Linked DNA regions of Homo sapiens: region 1 is linked to region 2. The links are chromatin contacts, found by Hi-C or POLR2A ChIA-PET in ENCODE. All regions are on one chromosome and are shown on one strand. Each heading gives the region's core, a stretch centred on a gene start or an enhancer-like site at or near the end of the contact. The rest is flanking DNA. Distances are from core to core; before and after follow the strand shown.

What was found. A loop is a pair of places that touch in the nucleus more often than their neighbours do. ChIA-PET counts read pairs that join two places held with the same protein, here RNA polymerase II (POLR2A). Pooled maps may share reads with other maps.
Region 1: a loop to region 2 is called in a map of CD8-positive, alpha-beta T cell, with 12 times the contacts of the local background. The contact joins the promoter of PSMD11 here to the promoter of TEFM in region 2. A Hi-C loop is called at or near these places in 2 of 168 maps with a recorded cell type or tissue (CD8-positive, alpha-beta T cell and naive thymus-derived CD4-positive, alpha-beta T cell) and 11 of 50 pooled maps. POLR2A ChIA-PET finds 5 or more read pairs at or near these places in 1 of 52 experiments (HEK293).

Annotation. Positions count from the first base shown.
Region 1 is chr17:32,441,657-32,445,768 of GRCh38, forward strand. PSMD11 (proteasome 26S subunit, non-ATPase 11) reads left to right here and starts at 2,854. Exons shown (of 14, transcript NM_002815.4): 1 at 2,854-2,958. The coding sequence starts at 2,868. RefSeq lists a silencer at 2,574-2,743 and enhancers at 2,635-3,250, 2,864-2,943.
Region 2 is chr17:30,904,955-30,908,673 of GRCh38, forward strand. It overlaps TEFM (transcription elongation factor, mitochondrial), which reads right to left and starts at 1,284. Exons shown (of 4, transcript NM_024683.4): 1 at 1,214-1,284. The coding sequence starts at 1,244. RefSeq lists enhancers at 1,774-2,043, 2,022-2,822.

The DNA.
Region 1 (4,112 bases), core at 1,604-4,103, 1.5 Mb after region 2:
CTGCCTCAGCCTCCTGACTAGCTGGGATTACAGGCACACACCACCATGCCTGGCTAATTTTTTTGTACTTTCAGTAGAGACGGGGTTTTGCCATGTTGGCCAGGCTGGTCTCAAACTCCTGACCTCGTGATCCGCCCGCCTCAGCCTCCCAAAGTGCTGAGATTACAGGCATGAACCACTGCACCTGGCCCCTAAATCTCTTTTATGCCATTTATAATGATTGAAAGTCCAGTCTAGCCTAAAGCAAAACTTTAATTTCATATCTAACTTAAAGCTTTTCCCCTGTCTCTAAGTCTCAGGCAGTTGAAAATTTGTGTTTGGTCTGCAGTTTCACTCTTTTCATTCTCCACCCTCTCACTCTGCTGTTTCTGGGTTTCCTCCAGGGTGGAGGAGGTTTTGGTGAAAGCAGAGAAGTAGGAGGAATTAAAAGAGGTCAAGGTCTCTTCTCTTACATGACTGATGACGTCAGAGGCAGAGACCCAGGTGCTGGTTCTTTCTCGTTGGGAGCATTTATGTATTCTTGTGTTCTTTGGAGGATCTACCTGTGGATCTCAAGACTCCCATCAGTGACTGCCTCCTGAAGTCCACACTTCCATCAACTTATTTCTGGGTCTCCTTACACTAGCATACGGTCCTACTGAATAGGTTCCTTTAAGAAGGTCCCGGATGATCTACCTTTTCAGCATCCTCTTGGCTCATAAGAACCTTGCCATGTCAAACACAGGGAGTGGAAGCTACCCTATTGTTGCCTTTTCTCCCTGTCCTATTGTAGAGTGTGCCAGCCAGCTTCCCTAATTCAGAATTCTGCAGGCTAGAAGTGGGTGCCCATCTTCATGAATGTGCACACATGCCAAACTCCTCAAGAGACATGTCTAGTTCATCTCAAAACTTTCACCATGATGATCACACAGGGATGGGCTCATAAGTTTCCACAGTCAGCAAGACTCACTAGCTTGGGAGAAAGATCTGGCAGACACTCCTAGTCTTTTACAGTGGGGGTCCCCAACCCTGGGCCAAGGACCACTACTGGTCAGTGGCCTGTTAGGAATCAGGCCTCACAGCAGGAGGTGAGCGGCTGGGGAGCCAGCATTACTGCCTGAGCTCCGCCCCCTGTCAGATCAGCTGCAGCATTATATTCTCATAGGAGGCAAACCCTATTGTGAACTGAGCATGCCAGGGATTTAGGTTGCCTGCTCCTTATGAGAATCTAATGCCTGATGATCTGAGGTGGAACGGTTTCATCCCAAAACCATCCCCCCTCCTCACATCCGTGGAAAAATTGTCTTCCACAAAACTGGTCCCTGGTGCCAAAAATGTTGGGGTCCACTGTTTTATGGTACTCCCTCTTTGTAGTGAGGCCAGCACTCTATCCTCTCCTATGATTTCTTCTAAAGCCTCCCACCTCAGCCTCCCAAGTAGCTGAGACTACAGGCGTGCGCCACCATGCCCGGATAATTTTTGTATTTTTAGTAGAGTCGGGGGTCTATGTTGCCCAGGCTAGTCTCAAACTCCTGGGCTCAAGCGATATGCCCACCTCGCCCTCCCAAAGTGCTGGGATTACAGGCATGAGCCACCGCGCCTTGCTAGAAGCCATTTAATCCAACTCTCCATCAAAGTCATGAATCCTGTTTACAACAACCTGATGAGATGTCAACTACTTTTCACGTGAACACACCCAGGAATTAGGAAGGCATTCCCTAACCGGCAGCTCTTATCTCTCCCAATCACGATTTGAGCTTCACCAAATAACTCAAACCCCTGTTTCCTCACATATTAAAGGGGAGTAAATATCTGCTTTACAGAACATTGTTGGGAGAATAAAAGGAGATAGAGGAATATAAATGGCCTAATCCACTTACAGAGGAGGGTGTGCAATGTTAGTCCCCTTTTTGCCTCCTTTTATGGGACAGCACATTCCATTTTTGGATCGTCATCACCTAGAGAAAGGTCTTCCTTAATACTGAATTGTCTTTGTATCCTTTTAGCACCTTTCTTAAGTTTAACCCTAAGTGGTCTCATAGAATGTCATTTTTCCGTCCACACGACGTCTTCACTGATATCTGTGACTTTAGTTGAAGGGGCTGAAGATATTGGGAAGAATAATTCAATTTTTTCCTTCCTCCGTCCCTCCCTCCCTCCCTTCCTTCCTTCCTTTTTTTTTTTTTTTCTTTGAGCTGGGGAGCTGGGTGAGGCTTCTGTGGATTCCCAAGAGGTATTTGTGGCGTGAATGGAGCAAAGGTGATGTTTCACTTCATCACGTCCAGCACTGTCCCAAGGTTAAATGGGCGCGTGAGGACAGTTTTCTCCGGTCCTGGCGGGTTTGCCCACCTGCCGGCCAGCGTTCTGCGGGAGTCAAGCCTGGAAAGCGTGTGTGCGGCGCACAGGCGTCAGACACTGGAACGCATTCGAATGGTGCTATTCTTTGCCACATAGCGAGCACTTTATAAGGTCACTTATCGTCCCGAATGAATGGTTAAATCGTGGAAGCCGCAAAGAAAGCCACGCAGCTTTGACTCAATACCTAGCCCAGTACTCAGGAACCCCTCTCAGGGGTGCGCGAGCGGGGCCGGAATCAAGAAGCCTCTTTTGGGGTGGGCGGGGACCGATCTAGAGCTCCCACTGCGGGGCACCGCCTCTTTTCCTCGCCGGCCGCCCGCTAGGAGGCGCTGGGGAGCTTGCAGCCCACCTGCGAGGCGGTCCCGCTCTCCCCACCCCTCAGCCCGCGCCCGGCGGAGAGACTACAACTCCCGGAGTGCTCTGGGAACGGAGCCACGGGAGCTACAGGCGGAGGGACCCGAGGGCGGGCTTTCCGGGTGTGTGTTTCCGGCGTCGGCGGCCGCGGCCGGGGACGGTGTGAGAGCGGTAAGATGGCGGCGGCGGCGGTGGTGGAGTTCCAGAGAGCCCAGTCTCTACTCAGCACCGACCGGGAGGCCTCCATCGACATCCTCCACTCCATCGGTAAAGGTCGCCGCGCCGCCTCCCCGGCCCCGCCGGCCCAGCTCGGCTTATGTCGGTCGGCGGCAGCGGAGAGGGGCCCGGCTAGCCGGCTCTGATGCTGCTGACTCACTGTGTGAGGGGGGCCGGGCCGGGGGCGCAGGCCGCTCGGAGCTCCCCAGAGCCTCCCAGGTCTCACTCTTGTGGGAGGGCTTGAGGCAATCCCCGGGTCCCCTCGCCGGCTGCTGACTCACGGGGGGCTCAGCGTAGGGTGGGAGAGTGGGCCGAGCCGGGCCCCCGGGGATCCCTCCCTAGCCATGTCCCCGGCTCTGGCCCGCACGAGCTGGTCTGGGACCCGGAGCAGTGCCGGCCGGCGTGCTTGTCACGGACTGGTCCTAGAGTCTCTACTTGAAAGGCCTTGGCGAAACCAGCTCTGGACAGGCATTTCCCGCCGTTGTAATCAGCACAGCCTGCTCCGGGTGGGAGCGCGAGCGCTTGCTCTTCTCTGGGAGTTTCCTTCCACGGGACGCTGGGAGCTGCTACTCCTCAGCCCCACGGCAGAAAGCTCCACTAAGAGGAGGGTCTCTTTCAGAATGTGGGAAATTCAGGGGTGACACACACCTCAGATTGGCATTTGGTTTGTGGAGGTGGCCGAGACGCTCATCTGCTCTGTGTAGGGTGTAAGAGTGAGGTGTTGGAGCGGGACCGCCTGGCTAGAGGAGGTGACTAATCTTTCCAGACTGCCTGTAGGGGTTGGAAGTGAGTTAAGGGAGTTAGTTGTCAGCCGCGGAGTTCAGGGAATTCTTTGGAACGGGTCGGCTGCATGTTGCCGGAAAAATTAAAATTTCTTAACGCTGTAATAACGATGGTCTTACACCTACACACAACAGGAAAACTGAAATGGGAATCCCAGCCAGTCGCTTCCGGCAGCTTTCTGTTGGGATTCAAGTGTGAACAGAAATTTATTACGACAGAAGAAGACGTTAATGTTCACTCATAAAGGATTCAATTAGGGCTTGGACTAGCTCTTCACTGCACATGTAATGGCATCTTTGTAGTGTAGTTTGGGAAGATCTGAATTGGCTCAACAAGTAGTATGAGAATGCACCTGTATGTGGGACTTGCAAGATGTTGGCATTTGACTTAGTGTGTTGAATTTTGGTATTCCAGACCTGCAC
Region 2 (3,719 bases), core at 34-2,533:
GGCGTGAGCCACTGTGCCCGGCCCGAGAATCATCTTTAAAAGAGGATTAGTTTTTAAACTATATTATATAGAGTTTTAAATAGAGCTTTTGTTGTTTTCAAGTCACGAGAGATGTCTCCCGATATTTATGGATCAGTCCGAAGTTTTACTACCTAGAAAATTGTATTTTATACCCATCAGGAAGCAAGTAGTTGAAATAATTATTCCAACTGCTTAAAGTTTCTGATATTTTTAATTTAGAGGAATCTTTTTGTAACTAATATTTCCTGTTAAGGTTTGTCTTAGGCCGGGCGCGGTGACTCACGCTTATAATCCCAGCACTTTGGGAGGCCGAGGTGGGCGGATCACCTGAGGTCGGGAGTTCGAGACCAGCCTGACCAACATGGAGAAACCCTGTCTCTACTAATAATACAAAATTAGCCGGGCGTGGTGGCACATGCCTGTAATCCCAGCTACTCGGGAGGCTGAGGCAGGAGAATCGCTTGAGCCCGGAAGGCGGAGGTTGCGGTGAGCCGAGATCGCACCATTGCACTCCAGTCTCGGCAACAAGAGCGAAACTCCGTCTCAAAAAAAAAAAAAAAAGGGTTTTGTCTTCACTTCCATTTTCACATTTTAGTATCTCATCTGGTGGAACTAAATAAAATTAAATTTTGTACGTTTATAAGAAATGTTTCAGCTAAGTGATAGATTTAAGGGCAGTTTTACTTTCTTCCGTACACTTTTCAAGACTTCTACATGACGTTTTTGCAAGTATGAGAAACACCATACAATGCATAACTTTGTAAAACCAGTGGGAAGTCACTCTAACATCGCAGCCACAGGAAAGTAATGTGGCCAGAGGTAAGCAAGCGGCTGTGAGAATGTGAACCATCCGCCCACTCTGAGGAGCCACCCGTGGACCCTGAGGCCGGGGAAGCACAAATGTTCCGAAAACTGCCCCGTCAGCTAGGCTGGGGCCCCAAGAGAGGGGCCTGAACAAGGGACATGAGGAAGGAAACACTCTAGGACATGAGGGACATGAGGAAGGAAACACTCCAGGTTCCTCCAGAATACCTCCAGCCGTATTCCATTAGCCTCTAGGGTCAGAGGCTAATGACAGACGGGAAATCACCCCAGTGTTCCAAGCACCCTACCTCCCGCCGTATTCCATTAGCCTCTAGGGTCAGAGGCTAATGACAGACGGGAAATCACCCCAGTGTTCCAAGCACCCTACCTCCCGCCGTGAAGAGGACAGACCCGCTCATCTCCAAGTTGAATCAGTAGGTCCAGTCTTCCTCCATTGACTTCCGGTTCCTGCGTGCTGCGCCCAAAAGCGCTCGGCCTGCACTCGGCGGAAAGGTTGTTGTCCAAGCGGCGTTCCGGGGCAAGGCCCGAGGTGTGTCCCGCTGAGCAGTGGGTCGTCCGCGTCTGGGCTGCGGGCTTCCAGGCGGGCGCCTGCCGAGGCCCTGTCCCCGGATCCCGAGTCCCTGGCTGGCCCGCAGTCTTCTTCCACTGCACCGGGGAAACGTTCTTGCCCCTACCGACTCCTGAGAGCCGCTGGGCCGAATCTCCAGGAAGGCGATTCCGAGGCCAGTTTTAGTCTGTAGTGGGTAAAGTGCCTCCTTCGTGGAGACTCCCTGGGTTTCTCCTAGACACTTAGATTGAGGAGCTCCTGTTGGGGCCCAGCCTGTGGCGCCGGGAGCGGGATCAGGTAGGGGCAGCGTAGACAAGGTCCTCAAATAACCTTTTCACCAGGTAGACTGGAATAACGGGGAGAGATGCGAAGTGTTTGAGGAGCTCAGCGGGGAAACAGGGCAGGCAAGGGATTAGGTAAAGGCGAGGGAGGAGGAGATTGCGTTGGCGCTGGAGCGGTATTCCTCTTAGAAGGGATAAAGGGAGATGAATGTAGCGCCGAATTTAGTTGGTCCTTGAATAATGGGTGGAGCAGTTGAATACTCCACCAGATAGGAAGCCTGAAGTCCCCGAGGTTTATGATTTGCAGTCAGACTGGAGAGTGTTCCTAGAAAATTGGCCATATACTGTATAGCGAATGTGAGGCTGGATTGCAGGTGAAGAGCCTGGGAGCAATGAGAAGTCGCGAAGAGAGTGTATCTTCCCAGGTGAGAGGCAAGCGTAAGGAATTTTTTTTTTAACAGTCTTGCTCTGTCGCCCAGGTTGGAGTGCAGTGGTGCGATCTGGACTCACTGCAAACTCCGCCTCCCGATTTCAAGTGATTCTCGTGCCTCAGCCTCCCGAGTAGCTGAGATTACAGGCGAGCGCCACTACGCCCGGCTAATTTTTGTATTTTTAGTAGAGACAGGTGTCACCATGTTGGCCAGGCTGGTCTCGAACTCCTGACCTCAGGTGATCCGCCCGACTCGGCCTCCCAAAGTGCTGGGATTACAGGCGTGGGCCACTGCGCCTGGCCAACCGTAAGGAATTGAACCTAGGAGATGTAAGGAGAGTGGAAAGAAAAGAATTATTTCTGGAAGATGGGGAGCCAGTTTTGTGAAAAACGGGGAATTCAGGAGGGAGGGAAAGGTGATGAGTTTGCGTTTTTATGAGGCAGCAATGGGTTGATTGTTTGTGTCTGGAAGGCAGTGGGGATGTAGGGGAATCATAAGTATTAATAAAATGTGCTGGTCGGGAGCAGTGGCTCCCAAAGTGTAATTCCAGCACTTTGGGAGGCCGAGACGGGCGGATCGCTTGAGCTCTTGAGTTCCAGACCACCCTGGGCAACATGGCGAAACCCCGTCTCTACGAAAAAATTAGCCGGGTGTGGTGGAGCACGCCTGTTATCCCAGCTACTCAGGAGGCTGAGGTGGGAGAATCACCTGAGCCCGGGAGGTAGAGGTTGCAGTGAGTGGAGATCGTGTCACCACACTCCAGCGTGGGGGACAGAGCCAGACCTTGTCTCAAAAAAAGAAAAAAAATTGCTCATAGGAAGTCTAGAAACCTTGGCAGTTTCTGGGGAACTTAGGAATCTAACAAGAAATAACATCAACTTTTTTCTGCAAAATCCTCCAAATCAGGAGGAAATAATTTCCTCAACTGTAGGGCTTATTCAGTTTACTGAGATGTTATGATTGAATTGCATCCCTCAAAACAGATTTGTTGAAGTCCTAACCCCCAGTACCTTATTATTTCCAAATAAGGTCATTGTAGATGTAACTAATTAAAATGAGGACAGGAAGGCCGGCACGGTGGCTCACGCCTGTAATCCCAGCGCTTTGGGAGGCCGAGGAGGGGGGATTACGAGGTCAGGAGATCGAGACCATCCTGGATAACACGGTGAAACCCCGTCTCTACTAAAAAATACAAAAAATTAGCCGGGCGTGGTGGCGGGCGCCTGTAGTCCCAGCTACTCAGGAGGCTGAGGTAGGAGAATGGCGTGAACCCGGGAGGCAGAGCTTGCAGCGAGCTGAGATGGCACCACTGCACTCCAGCCTGGGCGACAGAGCGAGACTCTGTCTCAAAAAAATAAGTAAATAAATAAAATAAAATGAGGACACGCTGGACTGGGGCAGGGACTAATCCAACATGGCTGCTGTTCTTATGAGAAGATGACTCTGTGAATGCCATGTGAAGATGGAAGCGGAGATTGGAATGATGCTTTCTACAAACCCAGAAAGGCCAAGGGTTGCCAATAGTCACTAGAAACTAGGAGAGAGGCATGGGCCAGAGTCCCCTTAGAGCCCTTTGAAGGAACAAGCCCGGATAACACCTTGATTTTGGGCTTC